Linked DNA regions of Mus musculus: region 2 is linked to region 1. A link is a loop called in an ENCODE intact Hi-C map of the cell type or tissue named here. Cell type or tissue: left cerebral cortex. All regions are shown on one strand. Each heading gives the region's core, and the rest is flanking DNA. Links, peaks and the distances in the headings are about the cores only.

Region 1 (14,697 bases), core at 3,542-11,541:
TCTTTCTTTCCAGCTCCTGAAGCCCAGAGAGAGACTGTGTGTGTGTGCGCCTCCTGCAATCAGACCCTGAGCAAATGAGAAGAGAAGCCAGGCTCCAACTGTCCTGGGGCCAGCAGTGACCCTACTGTCCCAACTCTGGGCCTCTGAGGCCTGTGCTGGGCAAACGTAGCCTGACAGCTAGGTCCTTCCTGCCCTTCCCCTGCTGCCTCCAGCTGGGCTGGTGATGCTCTAAGGCCCAGGGGGAGAGGAGCCCCTGGGGTCCCGGCTCTTGGTTCTGCTCTATCCTATACCCTGTTAACTCAGGGCTAGCGAGGGAGTGTCCACCAGAGGGCAGAATTGAGCACAGCCTGCTCTCATCTGGGCTCTGGTCGTCAAGGTCAGGCTGGCTAGACCTTAGGATCCAAGAGACTTGAGGTTGGAAAAGAGGTTCTTCCCTGTTGGGTACTTGTCAGTCTCTCAGCCCCAGAGAGCCTGCGAGGGGACTTAGAGCTCCATGGCCTGCCTTTGCCTTTTGAATAGCCTCAGGACTGGCGTTCCCAGGTGTCCCAAGGAGAGGGAAGGTGAGGGTGCTGCTCAAGTCCTTCAGTGTCAAGTGGATGGCAGGATGGGGAAGCTCTGCTTACAGAATCTTAACTCCCATGGTTCTCTGGTGTCCTCAGCCCTGCTGGGGTGGCTACAGGACCCTCACATCACTCTTCCATCCTGCTCTGAGTCTAGGGCACCCCACCTTTCTCCCACTGCCACATATCTCTAGCCCTTATCTCATGGAACATGCGGCCAGGTGAGTGGAGCAGAGAGACTGCAAGCCTTTGAGGTCCAGGGACGTGTAGGACTGCCCGGATTTCAGGGCTGTTCCTGGAGTAGAGATAGCATTGTAGGATAGGGTCAGTCACATGGCCAGTTTTATGTTCCCTCTGACCTGCCAAGGGTGCTGTGCCTCTTCTTAAGCCATGAGCTGGCTCAGGCCCCTTCCCCTGGAGCTTTTTCAGAGTATTTATTTATTTATTTCATGGTTCCTGAGAGCACGCAGCACAGGGTAGGATGAAGAAGACAAGGGGCTTCTGCCTGAGACCCTTCTGCAGTCATGGACTGCCCTTGGAGCTGATCTTCAGGAACTGTTTCTGCTGCCCAGTCATGGGTGTGGTGCCCACACCTGAACCATTTGAGGTCCTCCTTGCTGATAGGCCACACACACACAGCAGTAGAGCACTGAGGGTTTGGCAGTGGGGACCAAGCAGGTGAGGTGTACTCCTTTGTCCTGGTGAGAGATGCTCACCTCTGCGTATTTATACTGTAGAGCAGTAGACAGGAACGCTGTGGAGAATTGTCAATAAAAGGCCCCATGCTTATGGTTTTGTCAGGTCTCCTAGTGCTGTTCAGGTCTTTCATGTTGCCCAGGGTGGGCTGTAGGTGGGCTTTGCACACCTCCTGTGGCAATTCGTGAGCCAGCCAGGCCCAGTGGAAAGCTGTGCCTTATCAACAGGAGGGGTGGGCTTTATCTTGTGACCAGACCCACGGTCTTGGATTGAGGTTGGGACCAGAACTTAACTATAAATAATGCAGGCTTCAGAATGGAAAGGTTTTAGCTAATCCTCTGGGAAAGACAGAAAGGCCAGCGCTGCAGGAGGCTGAGAGCTGGTAAGCAGGTTTCTGGTGGGGTGAGGTGCAAGTTGGCCCTGTGATCAGGCTAGGCTGGAGCTGGGCACTGCACACATTATGTTAGCGCTGGCACCAAGCTCATGAGGTAGGCTCTGTTTTCCACATGGTAAGGCCGGCAGTGCACAGCAGCAGCACTGTGAGCCAGCTCTGAGCTCAGCCCCACCTACCAAGGACCCATGTGCTATCATCCTGTAGCCTTTAGAAAGAATGCACATCTGTCCTGTGTCCTTATAGCAAAAGCCACTGCTGCCTCCTCTTCCTCCTCTCCCTCCTCTTCTTCCACCACCTCCTTCAACAAAGAATGATTTTAACTTTTTTTTTTTTTTTTTTTTTTTAAGGTATCAGGCCATCTTATTGAAAGGTGACTGTGTAGCCGGGCGTGGTAGCGCATGCCTTTAATCCCAGGATTTGGGAGGCAGAGGCAGGCGGATTTCTGAGTTCAAGGTCAGCCTGGTCTACAAAGTGAGTTCCAGGACAGCCAGGGCTACAGAGAAACCCTGTCTTGAAAAACCGAAAAACAAAACAAAGCAAAAGGTGACTGTCACTGCTGAAAAAGGCTGGCTGTAGTCACAGATGTGAGACAGGGGGCTTGCCTTTTTTGTTTCCTGGAGGTCCCTGTGAGAACAGGTGGGGAGGCTGTCTTCAGATGCAGGTTCCTCTTAAGAGAGCAGAGCTAACAGGGTTCAGCAAGGTTGGTGATGGTGTCACCATGGAGCCTGTGGTACAGAGATCTCAATGTGGAATGATAGACAGCTTGCACGTTGTAGAATTGGATGTCTGTGTCAAAATACACCTTCCAATTTGCTGGTACCCAGGAACAGAGACAGAGAGCCAGGTTGTGTTAGAGTCCTGGCATGTGGCAGGGCAGGTTTGGAACTCTGGCATCTAGCCTGACTTGGGCTCAGGTCTGTTGAGTCTTTTGTGGTCTAGTATGTGGATGTCTTCAGAAGGTCTTGGCAGACCTGGAATAGGTGATGATTTTGGGGTGTTTTCTGTAGCCCCTGGGGCTGAAGCCAAATGAATCTCCTTTTTCAGAGATCTGTGTCTCTTCTCACAGCTGGCCCTGTTCACAGGTCATCCTGCCAGGGACTATACCTAGCCAGTAGCTCATGTCTTACAGTGTCACAGTTTGTCTAGTTCTTGGATATTCTAAATAGGTAAATAGAGGTACTGGGGTGGGGGGTGTTAAGTTCCCCACCCAAAGTGGAGTGGGAAACACTTGTGTTACAAGTGTTCATAGCAGCTATGGTCTAAGAAGCCTTGGGTAAAGGCCATGTTCTGGTCCCCACTCTCTAAGGAGCTAGCCACTGAGCTAACAGACTGGTCTGCCCCACCCCCACCCTCTTAGCACCATCCCCCTTCAGTCTCTACCAGAACAGAAGTGGCCTTGTGGCTGGAGCCCCCACCTTCCCTAGCTCCCAGTGACCCCACCTCCTGCCAGCAACACCCCAGCAGCACATTCCATTCTCTGGCACTGCTGGTGGCTGGGGATTCCGGGCTCCTTTGGCGGTGAGCCTTCTTTGGGGCTCCAGCAGAGGCTGTTTGGGCTGGGACACTAGGCTCCAGCCACACACATTCCAGCAACAAACACCCCCCACATTAGATTTCCCAAGGAGTGAACTTTAGCCAGGATTACAGATGGCTGCACAGTTGTGGGATGTGAGCTTGCTTTGTGCAGACCTGAGGCTGGATGCTAGTAGGGGTGAAAAGGAATGGGTGGGAGCGGCAGGCTTCTCTGCTGCTGCCTGGGCTCTTGTAGCATCACGGAAGCAGCTGAAGGCAGCCTTTGAGATTGCCTGTCCCGTCCTATCTCACCTCTGTAGAAGGTGGTAATAGTCCTCAGACTTTTAAGCTGTAGGCTGTGATTCCGTGTGGTATCCCGTAACTGCATGTGAGGATTGGGAAAAGTTTGGTGACAGTAAAAGGCTATCAGACACCGAGCAACTAAAAAACAATTCAAAACCAAACTTGAAAATCAGTTGGAGGTGTTTGTGGAGTCCTGTCCTGAGCATCGCAGTCTTGGTTCTGAACACACAACAGGCACCCTGTGCCCTCTGCCTCCCCTCCTGCCACACAGCCAGTGAACACTCCTTGAATCACACAGATGTGAGACCACTGCATATTGTGAACTGCAGTGTTTTTACTGTCCAGTCAGCTCCTGCTTTTACAGGAACACAATGGCTTACAGAAAATAAGGACATACTATTGCCCTGCTTGCATGTAAATATCAAAAAAGTACATCTTTGCATCACATTATATTGGAATACTTGATTTTAAAAATTAATGTTTGTGGACTAGTGAGATGACTCATTAGGTAAGTCCTGGTCACATGGGCTGGACCCCTGAATTTGATCCCTGGAACCTGTGTTAAAAAGCCTGATGTGTTGCGTCTGTAGTCTCAGTGTTCCTATAGCAAGATGGGAAGAGACAAGAGGATTGCTCTGGAGTGTGCAGGAGGCTGGCATAAACCGGAGACTGCCTCAAGAAGATTGAAGGACAGAAGCAGTTCCTCTGGCATCTACACTGTAGCACAAGTAATAACAAAAATTAAAAAAGAAGTGGAAACGGCTGACTTCAGTTTCATAAATTTTTTTTTTTCAGTGAACTTTGACTTGGATCAGGGATCAGGATAGAATTTCAAACAATTTATGAAATGTCTCTAAACATACTTCTGCCATTTTGTACTCTCTGTGTGTCTATATGCAGAACAGCATTCTTTATTTTTTAATTTAAATTTAATTTTTTTGTTTTTTGAGACAGGGTTTCTCTGTGGAGCCCTAGCTGTCCTGGCACTCACTCTGTAGACCAGGCTGGCCTGGAATTCAAAAGATCCACCTGCCTCTGCCTCCCGAGTGCTGGGCATAAAGGTGTGCACCACCAATGCATGCCACAGAACAGCATTCTCAGCACTGGAGATTATAAAGTCAAAACTGATCATCTGTAAGAACTGAGTGCTGTGCATCCTATGCTATCAACCACTCAGCCAAGGTTTAATCCCTGTGTAAATACAAACACATCTGTGCATTACTGTGCAGGTTTGCTTTCATCCTTACGTGGTGTGTGTATGCCCAAGGGTTATTTTGAAATAGATTTATGGCTAAATGTTTGATTTATATAATATATGGATTTTACGTATCTATGCCTGGAAGCAAGTAAGCGTTTCTTGGGTGGAAGGTTGTAAGTGGGAGGGGTTAAGAAGTCCTGGGTGGTGGTTAAGAGTTTGGGGACAAATGGAGCATCACCATTTATGTTGTGCAGCTTGGTCAAGAACCTTAATGTCTTTGAGCTGTTACTAAAATGCACCACCTCTGGCTCGGTGTGGTGGCACACACCTTTAATCATAGCACTTAGGGGTAGAAGCAGGTGACTCTCTGAGTTTTTAGCCATTCTGGTCTACATAGTGTGGTTAGCCACTTAGGGCTACACTGTGAGATCCTATCTCAAAATGGCAGCTGTAAAGCTTAAATTAGAATTCCAAAGTGCTTTTGAGTAGTGTCTGCTATTTGCCCTGGCATGGGTTTATATGCTACCTAGGGGCCTAATTCTGAAGCAAGCAAAACCCCAGATGTAGTCTCCATACTTCTGGCCTTTAGGTAAGACGTCCCGGCTTTTCCCTGCCCTCTTGTCAGTCATGTATCTCAGTTGAGTGAAGAATCAGGTATTTTGCTGGGTACCTACTGTGTGTGGGCATTGTTGTGTTAGCGACAATACAAATAACCACCATTGGCCACCTAAGCTCTGCATTATGTCCAGGTCCTTGTCGCACACTCGGCAGCACTGCCATGTACCCAGTGTTGCCTGGCTACTAATTCATAGGACCAGAGGCCAGAACTACATTGCCTCTTCTCACCCCCACCCCGAGTGTGAGGTTCCTTGCTCCCAAGTCACTCCTGTTTTCTATGAGAATTTTTATGTTTTTTATGTTCAGGTGAAAACTTGATTTCCTCCGCTCTCTCGAAGGGAGGGGGTGGTCATGTGATTTAGTCCTAGCCTGGAGCTGGAATGGAAGCCGACCAGATTGTCCTGCTGGCCTGCTGCTTACCTGCTCAGGAGGGGTGGGGACTCCTGAGCTGTAGCTGTAGGCCTTGCTGTCAGGAATTGGGAAGAGGTACTATCTTGTAGTCAAGAACTGCAGACATCTGGAGCCTGGCGCATCCCCAACACATAGCTCCCTACCTCTAGACCTTCCGTGTGGAGAGGTCCCCATGTACCATGGAATGCATTTCCACTCCTGTGATCAGAGGTCAGCCTTCACTGGTTTCTTGAGTCCAGGTGTGGGCTTTTGTCAACTGGGAAGGAACTCGGTATGACCAGCAGGACTGGCTAAAGAAAGACCGGCCCGGGGCCTTGCAGAGCCTCCCTGCTCCCTGGGAGAATTCCTCTCCATTCCAGAAGAGATTCTAGGCAGGCAGAGAACAGAAGTGGGGCATAGGGCCAGATCCCTTTTGGGGTGGTAAGAAGTGCCCTCTTGGGCTCTCCCAAATGGTAGGCTACAGAAGCCCTCTCCCACCTCCACTCCCTGCCGCCAGCACCTGCCAGGCGAGCACTGGACTTGAGCCAGAGGTGGCCGGATCCTGTGTGCTTGGTGGAAAAATAATATCTGTGCCTGGTGAACCAGAGAAGTGCCTGTCAATATTTGGTTAGAGTGGAGGCTGGGAGACAAGGCACAGATTCAGGGAGCCAGGCGGGTTGGGCAGGGTTTGGGCAGGCTGGGTGGCAACCACCTCCTCTGAATGAGGAACAGGGGCCTCTGCTGCTTGGGCAGAGCCCACCTGGCCGCCCAGAGGTGATTTATGGTTAAGTGGCCAGGCCACCTGCTCGTGAGGCCTCCATGGAGGGCAGTTTAACTGGCCCACTTTAGTCTTTGCTTGCTGTGCCCTTCTTGGCCATGCCACCACTTCTGTTTTGCCCAGGTGACATTTTTCCAGGGAGTACCCTTCCAGAGCTGGTGGCTCCTGTATTTTGGAGGAGTAGCAGGACTTGACTTCTCTGCTGGCCAGGAAAAAGCTCTCAGAGTGCCTGCTGTTTGCCCTGTGGACATCTACCCGGTCTTCCCACATCTGTGGACGGACCTTACCTCGTCTCCATAGTGAACTCTTTGCACATGCCTCTTCCCTCCAAGCCTTCTCCTGGCCCTGCACCTGCACCTCAAAGCTGCTGTGTGCACCCCAGCCTTCTCCCTCCCTGCTTCAGGTCTCTTTGTCCTAGTGATTGCTCTCAGAGCCTCCCTGCATACCACTAGGTGGCAAAACACTGGGGTTCTGGTGCTTGGCAGAGGCCCTGTTTTCATTCCACGGGAGTGGGGCCCAGGATTTGTTAAAAGCTCTGTAGATGGGCTAAGGTTATGTATTTAAAAAAAATGCAGGTTCTTAGGTTAGATCCCCAGTAATATTCTAAAAATAACAAAGCAGTCTATTACAGCAAGGTAGAGTGTGAATTCCCAGGCAAGCACTTTGTCTCCCAATGGCAGACACTCCTAGCCCTCTGAGATGTGTCTCTAACTAGCTCCTGGGTAACATGGCTGCTGCCGGCCCAGGAACATGCTTAGAGTGAAATCCATATAAAGCAGCTGTCACCTTTATGTCAGGATTAGTGCCCAGGAGTATCTGGAAATCCCAGGAGAGAGGTGACATTGTCCCCGGTGATCTGGCCTTCTTAGACCCTTCTGACCTGGAAATGCCCAGATGGGGACAGTGCATGACTGGGAGTCTTCTAACTATGGGAAAGGGTTGGAAACATGGGACGTCTGTGTCTTCTCAGGGACATCTCTATTCCTAACTTAGTGGCTTGGAGGTGAGAGTAACACCTTGTATTCTCGGGGAACAGTTTTTCTTAGGCTTTCCAAGGAGATGAGTGGACCAAGTGTCAGCTCAGGGTCCATTTCTCAAAGCCATCTGAATCTTCCTACACTTCCACCTCTTGAGAACTACTGGATAAAGAAATTAATTGGTCCAAAGCAACTGTTGTTTTATTTAATTAAAAACTTTTTAAAAAAATTAAGGACCAAACCTGTTGTCTAGAATCAGCGGCCCCACAGCAGTAGCAATAATTTATCGTCGTTGGGATACAGGGATTGAGGAGGCAGAGCAAGAGCCAGGGAGCAAGGCTGTGTGGCAGTGAACGCAGAAGCAGCTGAGCCTGCACTCCAGTCCATCGTGGCTCCAGATGAGGAGTGGGCGTGGCTGGAAGACGTGGAGGCCTTGGATCTTGCTCTTTGGAGGACTGTGATGACACACAAAGGGGCATGGGGGAGGAAAGCTATTCCCTAAGTACGGATCCCGCTTAGCGATGAGACCCACAATCCTTTCTGGAAAGCCCCTCCCCAGGCTGCAGGAGGCCCTGTATCCTGTATCCGTAGTCCTTCACATTTTCCTCCTCTGCCTGTTTTTTTTCAGACACTAGGGCTTCCCCCAGAAGAGAAAGTCCTTCTACTGGGAGAGGGGGCGTCCCCGGGCAGACCCCAGGATCCCAGAACCCTTCAGTCAAAGAGGGTAGCCCCATGCCTCTGCTTTGGAGCCTGTGCAGTAGGTGCGTGAAGCCATCCTTGGGGGGGGGGGGTGATGGGTCAGCCTGGGAGTGAAGGTGAGGCCAAGTGGGCGTGGACAGAGGCGAGGCAAGGCACAGCTGGCTGGTTGGGGCAAGGAGCAGGGGGCCCTTCAGTGGGGTTCAGCTGCCCCATAGAAAAAAGGGTAGTAGAGGGAACAGGGATAGGAGAACATGAATTTGACTGCAAACTTCATCTCCTTATTCTTCTTGTCCCAGCGGTAGACGGCCGTGAGCAGCAGCTGTCCCTCTACTTTGCGGCCCATGACCAGGAAGCTGCCCGTCAGGTTGTCTAACTGTGGGCAAGGGCAGCTTGCCCCGTTCTTCATATGCAGGACCAGCTTCTTGGTGTCCTTGCGCTTTAAGGGGCCTGCCTTGAGCAGCTTCTTCTTCTTCTGGGCTCCAATCAACTTTCGGTCCCCGTTGTCTATCTTGATCTCCTTAATGCGCATCTTGACCACTGTGGCAAGGTGGGCAAAGGATGGTCAGAAGAGGGTCACATTTGCTTATGACAGCGGGAGCCCTAGTGTGACCAGAGACCTAGGGACAGGAATCCTAGGGAGAGGACCCTCTGGCTAGCTCCACCCTTCTTCCACAGCTAGCCTCCCCAACTCAAGAAGCCAGAAAAGAACTTTGCACACCCAGGGAAGGGAATTGTTCTAGAAACATCTTCTCTCCCCTTTGCCCCACCTTTTGCACTATAGTGACATTTTCTTTCCTAAGAGGCTCCCAACATAAAGATTCCTCCAAAGCAAAGGTTTCGTCATTGCTCCTTTCCCTATTTTTATAGACAGGGAGGCTAGGACACAAAACAGAACCAACTTTGCAAAGGTCACATGCAGAACTCCGTGGCCCACAGTGATCTTGGTCCTAACTGGCTTGGTTCAACTGTCCCAGGATAGAAGAGTCCAAGATGAAGCCGTGGGGAAAGCTAGTCATAACCCATCCCAGCCAGAGGAACACTAGGGACTCAGTAGAGATACCAGGGATAGGGGACATTACTTCTATTGCCAACTCCCGTGCCCTAGGAGGGCCCCATCCATCTTTTAGCAAGCTAAGCTTGCTCCCCCCCCTAAAAAAGATAGCCCAGCCATGGAAGCATCTCTATGGGAAGTGACAAAACACAGCTGCAGTAGCGGTAGTCAGGTGGGGCTGGTTCTGAGCCAGGCTGCTGCGGGAACTGTCAGGATCCTGTGATTCCACACTCACCAAAGTCACTGGAGCACATCTGTTCCATGAGGCCATCAGCGCTGTGCTCCATCTCACACTGGGCACAGATCTTGGTCACTGAAGAGAGAAAGCAAAGTGGGTGTGGTCTTAAACAGCAGGACAGTACAGGCTCCTCCCTTAGCCCCCCTCCTCACAGAAGCTGCTCTAATTACTAAAGAGGAGGATGGCAATGACAATTCAAGAGCTCATATAGTGCAGGGACAGTATGGTGAGGTAGATTCTCTTCTGCAGCCACGACATACATTACAGTCTAAGTTTTATTCCATCTAGTGCTTGCTGTGAAACGGGCACTGCCTTTTCTACTTATCAGCAGAGGAAAACCAGGTGTAATGTGGTAGCCTAGTCAGCAGAGCTTAGGGCTCAGGACTGTGGCCCCTGCTCTATGACCAGGGTGGATATTATTTGCAGGGGTCAGGCACAAGCCAGCATTAACTTTCTCGAAGAAAGTCCAAACGACTCATTTTTATGTGAAACATTCTAATGTCATCTGTTGGCCACTCACACTTTTCTACAACCTGCCTTTGGGTTCTCTTGTGTGCTGGCCTCCAGGTGACAAGCCTCGCTGTGAGAAGGGGAGTCATGGGTAGCAAGGTAGGGCCAGGACAGGGTTCTGAGCCTGAGTTTGTCCTGCTGTTCATGTTTGGGCTCCAAAGAAACTATAAAAGGAACCTGGAGGATTCTGGGAACCGTGGATTTCTTGCTTAGCTGACTCTATTCCTGCCTGCCACTCTCAGCCTTCAAGATAGAGACTTTTCCCTCCCAGAATCCCCCAGAGAGGGAGAAGGAGAAGGTGGGAGGCTCCTAAGACCAAGCTGATTAATTTGAGAGGGGTTAGGGCGATACAAAGAGGAGCTCAGATGCTTTGGGAGGAGTGGTGGGGCGGGGGGGGGGGGAGATTTGAATGTTCCAGCTGTGGGGGCTCACGGGAGCGCTCACTATCCCAGTTAACAGGCAAAGGTTGCCTGCTGGGAGCTATGGGTGTGTATGTGGGGGGCGGGGGAGATGCTAGGGGCTCAGGCCAGTTTGGAAGAGGACAGGCATTCTTGGAGAAAGGAGGAGGGGGTGTGGCCCCCAGATATGGGACAGCTTTGAGGACCTGCACAATGAAAAGGAAGATGAATCAGAAATCAGGTCTAATGGCAGTATAACGAGCCAGTGGGAAGCAGGGCTTGGGAGCTCAAGATGCTGGACTTCACTGCTGGGCAAAGAAGGTTCAGAAAAGTAAAGTACCCAAAAGCCTAGGAATTGGGAGGAGGGGAAGTTAGGGTTACAGGCCTTGAAACGAGGGCCCTCAGGGCTTCCCTAACCACCCGCCTCTTCTCAAAGTTCCCGAGGTCAGGGAAGGAGTAGCGCTTGTCTGGGTGTCGGCAGTTCAGGTCAAAGAAACTGCCTAGCGACCCCAAGCATCCTTGAGATGAGGAAAGGAATACGGCATTTATGAGGGACGTCTCCAAGGCTTCCAGGGATTCCGCAGCTCGGAAAACCGAGCGTGCTGTGAGTTGCACAAGGTACAGGTCAGAGTTGGGAGAGAACTAGTGGGAATACCCAGAGCTTCAAGTTTATAAAGGTTGGAAGGAAAAAGGAGACAGTGCCAGGGCGCTGTGTATAGGGGCTTGGCACCTATCGGGGAGTACAGATGAGGGTTTGGGGAGAGGATCAGTCCGAGGCGCTCTGGGCGCAAAGGCGCTACCTGGAGGCGCGGTGGCAGGCAGGTGCCCGAACTGCACCGCGATGCAGAGGTCGTTGTCCAGGGGGAACTTGTGGCAGTGCAGCATCTCGGGCCAAGGGAAACCGTAGGCCTCCATGAGCGGAGCGCAGCCGGCGCGCACGGCTTCGCACAGCGAGCGGCAGGGGTAGATGGGTCGGTCCAGGCAGACGGGAGCGAAGAGCGAGCAGAGGAAGACCTGGGTGTCTGAGTGGCAGCGCTTGGCCAGCAGTGGCAGCCAGCTGCTTGCCTGCTGCTTCACCTCGGCCAGGCTCTCGTGCTCCAGCAGGTTGGGCAGCCGCATGCGCTTGTAGCCCACCGTGTGACAGAGCGGCAGATCGGCGGGGATGTCGAGGCACTGCGGTGGCTTGGAGTAGGAGCGGCCGTGCAGCGGCTCGGCCTGCCAACCGTAGTAGTCGTACTCCTGGCCGCGTGTTGGCGCCCCATGCAGCGCCCCGAGCAGCAACGCCAGTGCGGCCGTCCGTGCGCTCCAGGCCACCCACATGGCTGGATGTTGCGGCCTGCCCCGACGGCTCGGTGCTCGGCGCCCCGCTGCCCGGCGTGCGCCCCGGCTGGGATGTTCCCTGAAGCCGGCTGCTACTAGGGTCGTCCAAGTAGGTGGCAGTCTCTGCTCCGCTCCGCTGCCGGAGTGATCCAGGCGCCTCCCACCACGGGGCTCCAGCCCAGGCTTCGCCGTTCCCTAGCCAATCTGCAGCCGCTGGTCCCCCTCACCTCCCACCCCCGCCCCGGGTTGGCGGACCTGGGAGGAACCCTGAGTCTTTCCCGCCCGGCTCGGGTCCCTCGGGTCCCGCCTCGCCTCGCGACCCTGACCCGTCAACTATTCTGCTGCCCAGACCTCTCCTTGTGCCTTTTCCTGGGGGCTCAGCATTTTTTTCACCCTTGCCCCCTGCTTCGTCTTTTTATCTCTCTCCACCACAGTCTCTCTCCTGTTCCTTTTCTCACTCACTTCACCTGCTTATCTCTGTGCCTCGGCCTTTCCCTGCTCGGCTCTGGTTTCCCTTCTCCAACACCTCCATCGCTCTTCTCAGATAATGGAGTCTCTTGGCCATCCACGCCCTCCTGGCCAGGCAAGCAGAGCTTCACCCTGAGGTCTTTAAGTATGCCCTGAGGTTCTGTCCAATGCCAGGCACTTGGCAGCCCTCTAGGGATAGCAGATGGCTAAGACAAATCCGTGGCACCCGAGGGGGCAGGGTAAAGGGAATTTTGGCTTCTATTTAATGAATCCCTACTAAGTGCCATGCATAATGTGCATCACTGAACGACCTTATAAACATCTGTTTATGTTTTTTTGTTTTTGTTTTTGAGACAGGGCTTCTCGGTGTAACAGCCCTGGCTGTCCTGGAACTCAATTTGTAGACCAGGCTGGACTCGAACTCACAGAGATTCTCCTGCCTCTGCCTCCCGAGTGCTAAGATTAAAGGCATGCACACCCCGCCCGGCTATCCATGCCCTTTTCTAATGAAAGCTCACACCCAATAGGTGCTAGCTGTGCTTGGAGACTGTCCTAGGCACATTTCATAACCTACCTCATGGAATTTTCACAGTGATGCCCTAAGGAGGGTAGGAACCATTTATTATCACTACTTTACAGATAAAGATGCTGAAGCTGAGGTCAGGTGAGGATTCCAAGTGGCCATTGGATATAGGTAGTGCGGTTCCAGAGTCAGAGCACACATCAACAACCTGAAGGTCTGGATTCTGAGGATTTGGAGACGTGGGGTTAACTGTCCCAGGGTCATGCGCTAAGGAGGGCAGGGTCTGATTCAGGCGGTAGGCTCCAAAGAGCAGAGTCACTATTGTTGGGCAAGATAGAGTCCAGCCTGGGCAGGAAACACTGTGGGTGTAAGGAGAACTGCTTCTGTCCTCCAAGCAGACATCAGAAAGGTGACTTCCAGGATCCCACGCTTAGTGTCTGTCTGGGTTTTGTCTTCCTTGACTTTTCTGTGAGAGGAACTGGAACAGAGGCTTGCGGAAGGAGGCTCTTATTGGTTTCACCAGACCTCTGGCTTCCCTTCCGGGGACGAGCTTCCAAAGGGCCGGGGGTGGGAAAGTGGAGTATATGTGAGGGGGGTAGGGATTGAGGGGGTAGGGACTGGCTCCACTTTGAATAAGGAGCGTTTCTCCCCAATTGTCCTTCCTTCTTCTCTTTGCTCCTCAATATTTCCAGGGCTCTTGGCTTCTAACCGACCTGCTCATGTAGCGGAGAGAGGTGGACCCACACTATAGTATCCACTCCACACATAGAGGACACTTGCCACATGCTGATATATATGAGGTACAAAGGCTTGGTCCTTCATGTAGCTGATGGAGCAGAGGAAGCAGGCAGTCCAGGTTGGGATGGGATGCCTCTGATGTCCTGGTTGACATAGTTGAGTCCACGTATAAGCCAGCTGGGGCCTTTCCTTTATGTGTAGCATCAAGAGTCTCTGCAGATGGGCGAAAGGTTGATCCCCACAGAGAGAAGCAGGGTACAGTAGTAATGGGAAAGGATGCTGTCTGCAACTGAAAACCAGGTTCAAATTCTGCCCCCTCTTTCCCAACTACCTGCGTAGCCTCTGGCAAGTAGGAGCTATCCTGACCCTTAGTCTCCTACTTTATAAAGTGGGACTTCCACTGAAGTGGTTGTGATGGGCAAAGATGGATGGAAAGGCCTTGTGCAGCACCCACGTGTAAAGGACACTGGGAAATGTCAGATGCTCACAGGGACGAGGCTTCGGGTCAATGTACATTAGGTGTCCTGAACATCCCCCAAGACGCCTTGGACAGGACTCTGAGCTCCGAGCAGAATGGCACTGCTCTCTGTAATTCACTCCCTGCCTCATCTCTGGGCTTGGCCATCTTGTATGCTGTCTGGGAGGTGTGGCTCTGTGCCACACCCACTCCAGCTCTGGACACTTACAGGGGCCTTGGACCTCCCAGGTGGCTGTGTAAGGTGTTGGGTCCTGGGCCAGCTGGTTTGGCTGGGCCGTTCTTGGCATTGCTATGGGTGACCTGGACAGAGCTGGGCATTGTTCCTGTGGCTGGTTATGTAAGGCCAGCACATGGCTAGAAATCAAGCCTGTCTGGGCCTGGAAGCTTGGGCTCTGAAGGGCAGTGGGGCTGGGCTGGGAGGACGATGAGCCTTCGTTACCTGTCAACTCTGATGTGGGGAGGCTGAGGCTCCCCAATATTGATGGGAGCAAGGGGGAGAGCCCTCTATAAGGCATGAAGCCAGAGTGCACTCTGCTGCTCAGGCAGTGCCCTTCTGTGGTCAGCCCTTGCCCTGGATCTCCGGCTGAGCTACTTTCTGATGTGGTGTTGATTCTTGATGAGGTAAACCCAGGGCCTAGGCAGCTGGGTTGAACACCTGGCGCACTTGGCATCTGTCCATCCTGGGATGTATGTAGTCCGTCCAGGTTCACGCTACTTCAACTGGTAGAGGAGACCATTTGTTCAATAGAGCAAAAATTTGCATAGCTATCTTTCCCATCTAAGATGCCTCTCCGATCAAACTTAATTATTTTCATAAACTCCTACTGCTTTCTACATTTTTATTGTGT
Region 2 (14,697 bases), core at 3,826-11,825, 73 kb after region 1:
GTGCTTCCTGGCCTTCTAGAACTTGGCCAGGACTTCACTCTCCCTTGGAGTCTAGGGACACATCCCGGGTTTCCTCTCTTCCACGGGCTCCACTCCCCAGCTTGCTTGTCACCTCTACTTGCAGAGCTTCCATCTTTGTCTGTGCAAGCGCAGGGCTAGCGGCTACTTGCCTCACTTCTCTTTGCTAGAATCCGGTTTTTGCTGTGATTGACGGCTCTGAGCGTCTCGTTTTGGTCCAGCCTTGCTCCTTCTCTTGGCTTCTGTATGCACACTATGATGACTTCAGGAAGCTCAAGTGAGCCACACAAGGCCTGTTTCTCAGCGGCCCTGGAGCCTGGCTGTGGGGCCAGCCTATGCCTGTGCGCCAGGATTCAACGATGCTGGAGAGTCCTCCGTATCAGTGCACGGAGACAATGGTCGCCTAAGCACGTGTCCCCTGTTCATCTCCTCAGGTCCACAATCTTCAGGAGCTCAGGCGAAGCGCTTCGCTGGCCACCAAGGTCTTTATCCAGAGAGACTACAGTGACGGCACCATCTGTCAGTTCCAGACCAAATTCCCGCCAGAGCTGGATAGCCGGGTAAGGTCACCTTTTTCAAAACATGAGCTCCACCTCTGTGGTGGCCCTGGGAATTAGGTTTTTTTTTTCCTCCAGTCTTATATATGACACATAATGTCACAAAATGCATGACTTGTTCAGCTGCCTCAAATGGAAGAATGATAAATCCATTGGATTATCTGGCATTTCCACACAGAAAATTCTCTGAAAAACTAAACAAAACAGAACAGAAAACCCCAGACTTGTTCCTGTCCAGCAGTTCAAGTTACCATGGCATTCGAATTCACTAGAAATCTTGTTAAACAAATGTAAATTCCTGAGCCCCAGTGAGTGAGATCAGGTGTCCTCCACACTCGCTGACACAGTAGCCAGCCTGTGGTTTAAGCATCTCTATTTGCTGGCAGCTGTCCTTAAGCTTGGTTACACACTAGAGTTTTCTGGGGAGCTGGAAAAAACTCAATGCACCCCAAAACACTTTAGTCGGACTCCAGGGGAGTAGCTCCTGGGCACTGGCAATGTTTTATGCCTTAATTTGCAAATTAATTTTTAAAAGTTAACTAAAAATTATTTTAACCATAATTGGTAGGACTTCATTTTTTTTTTTTTTTAAAGTGAGGAATTCTCAGGTGAGCTAGAATTGAGTGGTCCCTAGATCCTGCTTGGGCAGTGGCTGGCTGTCTATTACAGTGCCTTTATCCACTCTTGGCTGGATTGGGGTCATTTGTGAAGTTTGGGAAATGGGGGACCAGACAAGGCATCTACCTGGGTAGGATAAGATGACAGTAGTAATTGCTGCTCTGACCTAGCGCCCCCCTTCCCAAACTGAGTCACCACCTCCTGGGGCGGTGACTGGAGTGCAGTGTTGCCTTTAAAAAGTGCCCAAGAGTTGTTAGTGTGCAGCCAGCACTGGGCACCACCACTAAGCCCTTTTCTCAAAACTATGCCCCAGGGCTGCCAGGGTCCACACCACCTGGGAAACAATGCAAGGGTTTACGGCTACCTTAGAGCTCCCAAATATAAATGTGTTCTAACCAGATCCTTACACACACACACACACACACACACACACACACACACACACACACACACAGAGAGAGAGAGAGAGAGAGAGAGAGAGAGAGAGAGAGAGATATTCAGGAGCAGAAAAGTCCTTCAGGACTAGAAGCAGGAAGTGACTCACTAATGTTATTAGAAAGTACTGCAAGAACCTGGTCACACTGATGCAAATGCATCCTGAGTAGGTACAGATGAAAGTAGATGCTGTGTGATAAGAGGGGTGGCAGGGCAGCTCAGAGACCCAGGGGAAGAGCTAGAGGCTGCTTCCCCATCCTTTTACCTGTCTTAGACAAAGCGGGGAGGGAGGCTGATGTACCAGCTTCATCCAGTGGCGGTGGCATCTAAGGCAGTCAGCCACGGCTTGTGTTCTCCTGTTGCCAAGGCTTGTGTTCTCCTGCCTGGTGTTCGGCTCCCACCAGGCAGGCAGCTGCCTTAGAGCTGACTTGGGATTGGAGGAGGCAGAGACCTGGTGCTGATCTATGTTGTAGACCAGACCATTTGAGGAGGTATGAAAGACGAGGTGTGGCTGGTCTTTGCTGACTGACTCCTCCCTGGCACTTGGAAAACCATGAGCATCCTATTCTTCTGTAAGCATGGCCATCCTCTGCAGGAAGGGTTCAGGCAGTAGTGGGGGCAGGGAGGCCTCCGGGTTCTCGTGGTCTCAGGGTCACAGAGCAATACTCACCTGTGAGAAAGAGAGTGGGGTGACAGGAAAGCTTTTGGCACATAGAACATTCTCAGTATGTCCTAGTGTTACAGACACAGGCCAACTTCCAGACTGTACAGACACACACACACATGCTCACAGATACACACACATACACCTATTCACACACAGACACACACACACACATGCTCACAGATATACACACAGACACACACAGACACACACAGACACACACACACATGCTCACAGATACACACACATATACCTATACACAGACACACACAGACACACATACACAGACACACACATTCATGCTCACAGATATACACACATACACCTACACACACACACACATGCTCACAGATATACACACATACACCTACACACAGACACACACACAGACACACACACATGCTCATAGATATACACACATACACCTACACACACAGACACACACTTATACACAGATACACAGACACACACACAGACACATACACACACAGAGACACATATACACACAGACACACAGACACAGACACACACACATGCTCACAGATATACACACATACACCTACATACACACACAGACACACTCTTACACACAGAGACACATACAGAGACACATACAGACACAGACACACATACAGACACAGACACACACTTATACACAGATACACAGACACACACACGGACACACAGACACATATCGACACAGACACACATACGGACACACATAGACACACACAGACACACATACAAACACATACAGACAGACAGACATACAGACATACAGACAGACAGACAGACAGACACACACACACACACACACACACACACACACACACACGTATGGCAGCTGTGGTGGTTAGTGACTTCTTAGCCCCTGGAGTGTCAGTTCTAAGCTCTCACTGTCAGTTGCAGGCAGCTGAAGCCCCTTCCAAATCAGGAGACTTTGCCCTGGCACAGTCATTACAGTGGGATGTGACATCACCAGAATACATGACCGAGCTTTTGCATAAAACATCTGGGACATACAGGTTTTCAACCTGTAGGTCGTGACCCCTTTGGAAGTCGAATGACCCTTTCACAGGGGTCACATATCAGATATCCTGCATATCAGATATTTACATTATGATTCATAACAGTAGCGAATTGCAGTTATGAAGTAGCAAAATCATTACTTTGTGGTTGGAGGTGGGGTCACCACAACACGAGGAACTGTATTAACAGGTCACAGCATTTGAAAGGTGGAGAACCACTGACCTAGGACACCATAGGTCCCCTGTTTCCAAGGGAGGCCAAAAGTCATGTTGGTTCTCATCCTACCGGAAACCAACACGGTATGGACAAGCCACTCAGGCAGGGCCACACGGCTAGCTCATGGGCAAGTTCGGACAGGTCTCCTTCCAAATCAGGAGACCAGGACCAGGTCTCCTGCTCCTGAGCTCTGTCTATTCTGCTTGCAGCCTCTCAGTCATGCCTGTGTGACACTATTTCACCCCCTCCCAGCCACGCAGCCCCAGGACTGTTATCCCACGCCGCTGGGGATTGTCCCCAGGCTGGGGAGACTAACAGTCTGCCCTTCTCTCTCCAGATTGAGCGGCAGCTCTTTGAGGAGACGGTGAAGACCCTCAATGGTTTTTATGCGGAGGCTGAGAAGATCGGGGGCAGCTCCTATCTGGAGGGCTGCCTGGCCTGCGCCACGGCCTACTTCATCTTCCTCTGCATGGAGACCCACTATGAGAAGGTGTGGATTCCCCATCTCCCCTTCCCCAGCTACCTTGCCACAGGCTCGTCTTTAAGGACCCCTGTTTCTGCAGGTTCTCAAGAAGATTTCCCGTTACATCCAGGAGCAGAATGAGAAGGTCTTTGCTCCCCGAGGGCTCCTGCTCACGGATCCGGTGGAACGCGGAATGAGGGTTGTATCCTTCCGCGCTCTTCTACACGAGGTGCAGAGTTGTCTACCCAACGGGCTCCTTGAGGATGTCGATAGGAAATGGGAGCCTCCCTAAGGGCCTTCCGGGATCCCACAACCCACTGGCTGTAGGCGTCTTTCACCGTTAGTTATTGGAGTCACATGTGAGTTTCAGGCTTGGTATTTATTGAACTGCATGCCATTGGTGCTTAAAACAGGTCAGCCACCATGCAAAGGCTTTGAAAAATACCATCTCGAGTTCGAGACCAGCCTGGTCTACAAAGTGAGTTCCAGGAAAGCCAGGGCTATACAGAGAAACCAAAACAAAAACAAAACAAAACAAAACAAAACAAAACAAAACAAGAAAGAAAGAAAAAAAGAAAAAGAAAAATACCATATCATGTGATGTCCATCTCATTCCCAAGAGGTCGGGCCTTTCCTAGCCTCCGGTGTGTACCAGGATGTTGAAGAGAAGCTGGCTCAATCACTTACCTTCAAGCAGCAGATTGTCACAGTTAGGATTTGAGCCCAGGCTCTCTTAACCTGTAATACTTTCTGGTACTTGAAGAGTCTGCACGGCTTCCACAATCTCCTTGAATAGCCTGTGTTGAGTCCCACTCTCCACTGAATACAGAAGATCAAAATGAGCGGCAGGATGGGGTTGCTGTATGGGTTGGCTGTCTTGGTGACAGGCCGGGCAGGGGGTGGATGGGTTCTGCCGACCCCACTTGGAACAGTAGTTCAGGTGAATAGCTCCCCGTGCAGTAGTTAAAATAATATATTTTACAATAAAGCTGAGAGAAGAGTTCAGAAAACATAGTCCCCAGAAACACACATATTTCCCCCGATTCTTTTTTTCCTGAGTTCTTGTGTTGTGTTCAGTACTCAGGTACTCCATTTAATTTTCACAGGAACCTCAAGGCGCTGTTAGTGTCCCCACTTTGCAGATGTAATAATTGACTGTTAGCAGGTGAAGGGACTGGCCTGGCCTGGCCTAACTGGAGTGGGCCATTAGGGATATGGAAAGGGAAGTGTTTGTATCTAACACCATTTCCCAGTGCATCTCGAAGAAAGCCAGAATCTGTCCATGGGATCCCGTTGTGCACTCAGCCCTCTGTCCTCTCAGAAACTGTTAGCTGAGGCTTGGAGAAGGGTTTGGATTTTAGTCAGGCCTCTGGTCTTTGGGAATAGAGTGCTTCAGGTCACAGGCTCGTTCTGGGTCTGTACTCCGTTCTTTGGTTAGCAGCCGGGTGCTCGAAGCTCCTTAACTATCGTCCCAGATCGAGATCTCCATCTATGAGGACCGGTGCAGCAGTGGTAGTTCCAGTAGCGGCAGCAGCAGCGGCAGCGGCAGCAGCAGCGCTGGCGGGGGAGGGGCGGGGGCCCGGTGACTGGCCGAGAGTCCCTGTAGGGAGGTGTACAGCCGGAGCGAGGGGCTGGCAGATCTACGGAGGCTGCGCTACCAGAGCACCCGCTTCTGAGTCTTTCTCTGGGCCCACCCTGCCATGTGGTGCGGAAGGGAGGGTGCCTGCCCGCTGTTCCCTGTCCCCAGACCTTTGCTCCTTGGCAGGATCTTCTTCTTTCTGACCCTGGACCTTTTTTTTTTTTTTTTTTTTTCTCCCATGAGGCTGATCTGAGTCATCAGACCCAGACCGTCCTAGGATGTCTGGGGTGGGGGTGGGGGACCCAGCTTGGACAAACCCTATCTTTCCTGCCTCCTTCCTCACTCTAAGGAGGGCCTGGAGAATTCCCACCCTGCATGATACTTCACCCTCAAAGACTCTTTCTAAGGCCCAACGCTACTATGGGCTCCTGCTTGTCAGTGGTCCCATCTCTTCACTGGAGATCTGGGGAGATGGGTGCCCTGGGAGCTATTCAGCCGCTCCAAAGGCAGTGACTTTCCTGTCCTCAGAGCCGAAAGTTCTCTCAGCCTTGCCAAGAAGCACCCAACTCTGAGACTTTGCACCCCACCAGGAACTGATTTTAGGGGTTCAGCCTAGGACTCTGATGGGCTCCACTGGGGTATGGGAAAACTTTGGACGAATGAAGCTGGACAGAGCTTGAACTCCTGAACTGGATCCAATTCCTGCATCGTGTGCATACATGTGGAGTGCACTGTGTGCGCAAATGTATGTATGTATTTGTATGGGTGGCTAAGCATGTACACATGTGAGCAAACAAGGGTATGAATATGAGTGCCTGTATATGTATGACTGCACAAGTCAATGTGTGTATGTGCACATGTGCGTGAACCTATGTTTATCTGAGTGAATGAGGGAGAAGGTAAGTGCATGTGTGCAACACGTGCATGCAAATTATGTATGCGTGTGCACAAGTGTATTGCGTGAGTATACATGTCTATGTGTAAGTATGCATGTGTTTGTGTGTGTGTGTGGGGAGAGAGAGAGAGAGAGAGAGAGAGAGAGAGAGAGAGATTCGGTTGTGTCGTTGTGTGTTCTCTTTGGCTGCTGGGCTAATGACTACTGAGTCCTGCCCCATCCTGTCTCACATTGGTCTGCAGAGCCTCTCTGTGAGTCCCTCCTGGCCCTCTGTAAGTCAATGTTCTAAAGCTGGGCTGTCAGCTTGGCTCTTCCTCTTGGCCTTTCTCCCACCTCTGGCTCTATTGTACACATTCTGATGGAGGGATTGTTGGGCTCCCAGGAGAACCAAGCCAGCGTTTAGGTGGTCTTTGGTGCCCCTCTCCCAGCCCCCATGGCACAGTGGGGCCACAGATGCTGCATATTCAGCCTGCCCAGGTGTCAGGACCCTGAGGCCCTTGTAGATGAAGCTTCCCCGGACATTCAAGGCAAATGTGCCTTGCGAGGAAAAGCGAATGGAGCCATGGCTCCCTAGGGGAGCTAAGTTGAAGGTGATGCATCCTGGGGCCTTAAGATGGACAGAAAGGGGCTGCCTACCTCAGCGGGCAGGAGGTGCTAGAACTAGACAGGAATCACCAGCCACTATCAGCAGCTTCCTGGAGCTGAAAGGGCCTGTCTCTCTACAGCAGGAGACTGTGCTGCGGATGGAGAGGGCTGGCCAAGCCCCTGACGCCTCAGGGTGCCCGAGCCCCATGAGCCCTGGTGCAATGAACCCCTTCTTTCCGAGCTGCAGCCCCCGATCCCCTGCAGAAGCCTGTGCCCTCTGTAGCCTGCTGTGCAGCCAGGCGTCCTGTCTGACTTTGCACAGCCTGTTGGGAAGGTTGGGAAGAGGCAAAATGGAGGGAGACCTTTTGTTTTATTCTGTTCCCAATAAAAGGACTTGCCAGCTTGAGGCTCCATGCTGTTTCCACCAGGCCATCCAAGGAGACACTGGGTGTGGGTGTGAGGAAGCAGCAGATGGCATGCAGGACTGATACACTGTGCCCTTGGAGTGTATGGGACAGTGAAGAGGGGGAACTGTCCAGGTCCCTCTACCAGCCCTTAACCTTTGGTAGATTTGCAACTTCGGGTGGAGCCAGTAGGGTCAAATAAAAGCTAAGCCAAGAGTAATTTATCATTGAGATAGGGAGGGCCTGTTACTTGAGTTCTTACCCTAGGTCAGGCACTGTCTGGGGTTGAGTCACACAGGTGGGCGGTTCAGTGTGGAGGACTAGAAGGGGCTGGCAAGGAGACTCAGCCAGTGAAATGCTCGCCACATAAGCCTAGTGACCCGAGTTTGGGCTCTGGAACCCAGGTAAAGACGGACAAAGAGAACTGACTCCTTAAAATTGTCCTCTGATCTCCATACACGTGCATCACAGAATGGTACCCCCCCCACCCCGTGTGACTACATTAAAATTTTAAAAATATTAGAAAGCAGGAAGATATTGGAAACTAGCATAGCCTATAGCTGGAGTTTCACCAGATTAAGCATTTATTAATCACCTATGATATACCAGACACTTCGATAAAACCGTATTCTGGGGATGAGGAGGGATTTGAAGATTAGCTGAGTCTTCTCAAAAGGTCCAGAGAGGTTGAATAACATGCACCACCATAGAGCCTGTGGAGTTAAAATGGATTTACTCCCAGGTAGAAAGTTGTCCGAGGTTTTGGCGGGCTGGGCCATGTACACAGATCTGTGGGTCAAGGGTCTGTTCCAGAAGGGACCTCGATAGACCACAGGGGGTGTCCTGGAGTGGGGTCACGAAGGAGGTCTCTTCTGAGGGGTAACTCAGGAGCTTCCGGTTGCTGCTACTAGGGGACACATGGCTGGTGCCTGAGCACCCGGGGGAGCCTGGGCCTCTGTCTCTGCTGAGTCTTCGGGTGTGTGTGGGTGGGTGGGGTTGGTGAGCTGCTCCGGTCGGTGGCAGGGAGGTCCTGCTTGAGTTCTGCTTTGGGGGGAAGTTGGCTGTAGCTTGAGGTCAGGTTTAAACCTCAGCCAAACTTTAGAGAGGAAGGCCTGCAGATGGTGGGGGATTTCCAAACTGGCAAAAATTCACCCGCTCCCCCTACCCACCACCTTGCTTGACTGGCTGAGAGGCATTCAGCTCTCCCACTTTTAAAGGGCAAGGATGAAGGAGATAAAAAGGGTAGCCATGCTGGAGAGATGGCCCAGCAGTTGAGAGCACTTCCAGAGGGCCTGAGTTCACTTCCCGGCACCCACATGGCTGATCACGCCTGTGACTCTAGTTCCAGGAGACCTGGCACCTTCTGACTTCCTCTGGCACCAGGCACACACATGGTACATGCAGGTAAACACTCGTACATATTAAAAGAACATTTCTTTTTAAGGAAGAAACATGGTCGTATTTGTTTGAGGCTTATCGTGTGTGCACGAGACTAAGCCACCACATAATTCACTGCTTGGGCCTTCTGGTGAACTTTCCATGGTGTGTGTTACTATACCCATTTTACAGAGGAGGCTCACAGAAGTTAAATGACCCCAAATCACACAATTAAGTAGCAGAGCTTGGCTTTGGATCTAAAGAGGAGGCTGCAGACTGCAGAAAGGCACATGGGTGAATCTAGTTTCAAGGGTCCCTTAGATACTCAGAGACCAGAGTCGTAGATTCCCAAGGAAGGACCTGGGTCTATTTGTGTCTCTAGGTTCTGAGGCAGGCCTGGCACCTCCATGCCCCAGGAGCACAGAATTATGGGTGGGCTGTGTGCACAGGCATGTAGTACTCACAGGGACAGCTCAGTGAATGGCAGGGGAGACCTGATTTTGCAGATCTGGTGAAGTGTGTGGCTCTCTCTGCTGCCTCAGTTTTTCAAGCGGTGGCCTGTCCCCTCTGGCTGGTCGCAGCCATGTCACTTCCCCTTGCTAAGCAGACACAAGCCACAAAGGGCAGGTCTTCCCTGGTTCCCTCTGAAGGGCACAGCCATCCTGACACACTCCACGCAAGTTTCAGTGCATTCATTGCCTTTCTTCCTTTGGTCAAAGACAGCCTGTGTGATACGAAGACTACAGGGTTTCTATAAGTTCGAGTGCCGCCAAGTGGTGGGATCATGTACTGCAGCCAAGAGCCAAAAGACTACTGAAAAGCCAACCACCCTAAGCCAGTATAGCTGTTGTGGCCTGGAAGTTCTTTGCGGTGTCTAGAATTGTGAGTCCAGGCAGAGATCCTGCGACAATCACTCTTTCTCCCCACAGTCAGCTTCAGCTGCTCCAGGCCCTGCCAGGTTCCCCCCAGCCCCCGACACTTCCTGTGAGGTCCCCGAAGGAAGGACCCTCACCTGGCCTTTGCCTTCTATTCCAAGGACAAGCTAGTGAAAACGTGGCTCCAAACAAAATCTGGCTTTGAGCCCTGACTTCAAGATGTGGGCCAGCATTAGAGGCAGCCTCGGCTTTCTCCATCATCACACAGGAAACACTTCACACAACCGTTCAGACCTAATCATGAGACCTGGATTAAAAACACTGGCTCCACAAAAGTAATCAGACCCAGCCTGGAACAAGTTCAAAGAGAGACGAAATTGTCTATCTGAGGTGGAGGAGAGGAGGTCTGGAGAGCTGGTAGCGCACCGGGCCCTCACTTCTTAAAAAGTCAGTGTACTGAATACATGAGCTCTGTGCATCTTTCTGTGTTTTATTGTCTGATAAAATTAAACAAAAAAGTGTATTTGCTCCAAGGTAGGAAAAGAAAGCAAAACACTAGAATTCATGGTTTACTGAAGATCTATTAGCATGCCTCGTGTTAACCCAGGCAGTTGCAATTCAACATATGAAGAGTGTGTGTGTGTGTGTGTGTGTGTGTGTGTGTGTGCGCGCGCGCCTCTCCTGTTTGCTGTTTATTGGGGATATTTATAAAAGTGTTTGATATCTTCCCAGACAGCTCTGCCACCAACTCCATAGTCTTTTCCTCCCACTCACAGACTCTAAGGGGAGCCTGGGGGGGGGGGAGGAAAGATCAGAATATTAATTGTGTCTTTCTTAAACATTGTGGCTTTTAAGTCATTATTAATATTTTTTTAGTTGTAATTTGAAAAAATACTGCACTCAGACAATCTTGTTCTCGACTCCTGAGTTTTTAGGTGCCCTCCCTCAGCTGTTCCTACCTCCTCTGCTCCCTTCTCTGATTTCCCCTCCTGCCATTGTCTCCTCCAGACAGGTCCTGCTGGAGAAGCCATGTGGAGCACACCCTTGAACCCCACTTTCAGCACCGACCTAACACTTGTCTGCTGTCCAGTGTCCTGTGGGGCTTTCCCCAGGATATCTGTTAAGGCATCAAGTTAAGGCATCAAGATGCAGTAATAGCCTGCCAATGTTAGAGACTCAGAGAAACAATCCACATGTCTGCATGCCACTCCACCCTTAGCTTCAGTCTGGATGTAGTCAAGTGCTTACCTACCTAGCACGGGATACGGCCTGCAAATAAACCTTAGCTACGCAAAGATCCGGGAAGTACGTGGATAGGAAAGTTCAAAGGGCATTAGATGGGTCAACGGTGGCTTGGTGGCTTGGAGGTTAGTCAGTGCAGCACCTGGCTTGTGCTGGACACTCACCTTTACCACCACCATTTGTAGCTGTGGAAGACCCTCTCTATTCACATGATCTGCTCCTTCTTAGTGAAAAACGTGGGTTCTGTTCCTCCTCCCTTAGTGTGAGACACACAGCTATCCGATCACAAGGTTCAGTATTCCTGAAGCATGTGGCAGAATAAATTAGTTTCCTCTCCATAGAGGATGGATATATATACCCCACAGAAAGAGAAACAGATGTGACCCTGAGGCTGATCCTTCAGGGGCTGAGTGAGACCTGCTGATGCCGTCTGAAAATTGAGTGGGTCAGACATTTGGACCCTTGGACTTCAGGCTTCTGGAAGTTCTGGTCTCTGCTCCTCCCTGGCAGCACTGAACTGAGTTCTGGTGTCCAGAGAGTGGGCAGCTGGGAATCTGGGTCAAGCCTGCTTCCTTTCTCCTCTGTGTGTCCTCTCTCCCTCACCTCTCTTCCAGCCACTTCCTTTTCCATTTCCACCCCAAACCCTCTCCTTACCCCTAAGATGAGCAACAGCCTTCATATCCCAAGAGTAAATGTAAAGCAAATTTTGTGGCAATAAATTATTCCTCTGTGTAAGAAAATAAATAAATAAAAGTGTTTGATATACTGAGGGCGAGGCCACCAAAAGAGAAGGTCCCTCTGCGTAAGAAAACCAGAAAAGGTTAACACCAGCTTTTGTTTTGTGTTTTTGTTTTTTTGTTTTTTTGTTTTTTTTTTTTTTTTTTTTTTTGTTTTGAGACAAGGTCTCACTATGTAGCTCCAGCTGTCCTGGGGTTCACTATGTAGACCAGGCTGGCCTTGAACTCACAGAGAGCCACCTGCCTCTGCCTCCTGAGTGCTGGGATCAAAGGCGTGTCAAGCGCTTTATCTTAACTGATATCTATCCTCCACCTCCAGGCCCTGCACGTAAATATACGATCAGTATTTTTATCTGGGAGACAAAATCCATAGCTCTTAAAAGACTCTCAAAGGTGTATATATATGACTGACGGTAAAGGTTAAGAATAACCCATCTCTGGGCTGGAGAGATGGCTCAGCCGTAAAAGGCTAGGCTCACAACCAAAAATATAAGAATAACCCATCTCAAAGAATCATCCAGAAAATGTCCAGAAGTGTGCCTGGCATGAGATTGGCACCCTGTAATGCCAGCATCCTTTCTGGCTTTTAGAGTCTAGCACTTGAGGGATTCCACATGGTTCTTCTCAGGTGACTCCTGAGGCTATATTTTTCCAGGCAGCACCAAGGGCAGAGTATGCCGTGCTCACAGCTCTTCTTTTAAGAGGTCCTTCAAAGGATCTGTCATTTCAGCATCTGTGGGCTGTGGGGTACAGGATGCAGTGTACAGCATCTGGAGTGGGATACAGGATGCAGTGCACAGCATCTGTGGGTTGTGGGATACAGGATGCAGTGCACAGCATCTGTGGGCTGTGGGATACAGGATGCAGTGCACAGCATCTGTGGGTTGTGGGATACAGGATGCAGTGCACAGCATCTGTGGGCTGTGGGATACAGGATGCAGTGCACAGCATCTGTGGGCTGTGGGATACAGGATGCAGTGCACAGCATCTGTGGGTTGTGGGATACTGAATGCAGTGCACAGCATCTGTGGGTTGTGGGATACTGGATGCAGTGCACAGCATCTGGAATGGCACCAGGGTTTGTGTTTTTGACTCAGGGATGACAGAGGAGCAAATGTGAAGGTCTCAGGGACAGCACCAGCCAGGGGACTCACCACCCTCACCCTCCCACCCCAGCCACTCGTTTAACTTCCCAGAGCCTAGGCTTGGTCCTTCGTAAATCAGCAGGCATTACGGGAATGCATCCTTGTAAATGATAGTTGGTTTCCTCAATGTAAGATATTAATGCGATTGTGGAAGGGACACAGGGACCTCAGTATGCAGTGGACCTGTGACACAGTGTTATAGAAGGTTGAAGATGCTCACATGGAGCTAATTGGCTTCAGTGACCCCTAATATGCACAGCAACATTGGTGAGCATCATTGCCTCATTTACTTCTCCAACACTCTGGTGGATGGCCATACTTGTAATCTGACTTTATATGTGGGGTTGTTTAGGTAGTGGGACAAGAGCCCAAAGCTGAATGTCTCGGAGAAAAGATTCGAACCTAAGTCCCTGACACTGCATCCTGGTTCACTCTGCCTCAGCATGTCACAGTCAGGATCGAAATGCCGTTCTACCTGGGCTGCTTCGTGAAGACGGATTCCAGACCCAGAGTGAAGCACGGGGGAAAATGCAGACACTGAAAAATTAGTTTTGGAGGGGGGATGGAGGGGCTCGTTATTTTGGAGTAATTCAAGTTATCGATTTCTGTAATGGAAAAGTGATTGGGGACCAGCTACCACCTGAGAGCAGTGTTGCTGGATGTTTAGGAAGGAGGAAACATTACACACAGCTTACAAGGTCTCATATACAATGACAGCCCCTTTCCTGGCTGTCCCCAATTAATCAATAAACCCCATGAGGGTGGGCATCTTGTCCACTCATGTCTCCCCCTCCCATACCCGCCTCAGGTGCCTGTCACAATGCCTCGCCCTGGGCACTGAATGGGAGATGCAGCCTATCGCGGGCTGCCAGGAAGAAGGAGATGATGCAGCTGTGCATTCTGAAGGCTCCTGGGCAATGTGCTGCCAAAAGGCAGATGTGGATAGGCAGTGCTTAAGAGCGATACAATTGAACGGCAAATGGCCACCAAATAACTCAATTAAAAGGCAGAGGCAATGGTCTGGCCATCCCCCCCGAGCTTGCCACAGCTCTCAGTAAGGTCACCCTGGCTGCGTTTCTGTGGATCTTCTGGGAGAGGAGGGGGACAAAGAACATGTCCTGGCTCAATTTAGCCCTCATCCATATTGCCTGAACACCATGATTTCAAGCAGGGAAAATCCTTTTGGACTTTCATGATTTTTTTTATATTTATTTATTTATTTATTTGCCTAGATATTTAGAGGGTAAAATACTATGGGTGGGTGGATGGATGAATGGATGGATGGATGGATGGATGGATAGATGGATGGATGGATGGATGGATAGATAGATGGATGGGGATGGATGGAGCAGAGATGAATTGACAGATATGTGGGTGGATACAGAAAGTATGGGTTCAAGGGAATGACTGATGGGTCAGGACTAAGAGGGCTGCTTGGCTGGAGATGGATGCTTGGAGACCCTGGAGAGGCAGGTGAATGAACGAGCACTGATTGGCCCTGTGTTCTCCTGAGCCATTCACAACACAGGCCTGGACTCTTCAAAGCAGAGACTCTGTTTATCCCATCCCCAAATGAGTTCAGCATTTGTAACTGAGTGATGGATGTGTCTTGCTGGGAAGAAGTCTTCTAGGTCTAATATTGCCTGGTTAATGACTTATGGATTGTTGTAAAGTCTGGCACCACAAGAAGTGCAGCCAGGAGTTGAAGGCCTTGGAACAGATTTCATAATAATAATACCGCATTTCATCAGCTAGGTGTTGCGCAGAGCCCTTTCCTGGAGGGAGCCTCGCTGCCGTTGCTCAAGGCTGTTACTACCCCACTCTGCGGATAAGAACCTGAGGCTCAGAGGGGGAGACA

Evidence for each region. Hi-C counts contacts between places; a loop is a spot of excess contacts. Peaks named below come from ENCODE experiments on the same cell type or tissue, not always from the same donor. Only the 100,000 strongest peaks of a DNase experiment are listed, where the experiment ranks them.
Region 2: it touches region 1 in a loop (2.5-fold over the local background); 17 of 42 quality-filtered maps call a loop at or near these places.

The regions. Positions count from the first base shown.
Region 1 is chr19:42,190,370-42,205,066 of GRCm38, forward strand. It overlaps Zfyve27 (zinc finger, FYVE domain containing 27), which reads left to right. Exons shown (of 13, transcript NM_177319.3): 13 at 14-4,224. The coding sequence ends at 78. Sfrp5 (secreted frizzled-related sequence protein 5) reads right to left here and starts at 11,883. Exons shown (of 3, transcript NM_018780.3): 1 at 11,123-11,883; 2 at 9,412-9,489; 3 at 7,602-8,662. The coding sequence starts at 11,642. The coding sequence ends at 8,316. In left cerebral cortex, for the core only: a CTCF peak has its summit at 6,910 (motif pointing right); DNase peaks (open chromatin) are centred at 6,882 and 7,918.
Region 2 is chr19:42,262,877-42,277,573 of GRCm38, forward strand. Golga7b (golgi autoantigen, golgin subfamily a, 7B) reads left to right here. Exons shown (of 5, transcript NM_027694.2): 2 at 453-578; 3 at 3,875-4,027; 4 at 4,101-4,202; 5 at 5,476-7,472. The coding sequence ends at 5,586. Gm34347 (a long non-coding RNA gene) reads left to right here and starts at 14,189. Exons shown (of 3, transcript XR_386718.4): 1 at 14,189-14,697. In left cerebral cortex, for the core only: a CTCF peak has its summit at 9,607; DNase peaks (open chromatin) are centred at 7,737 and 9,609.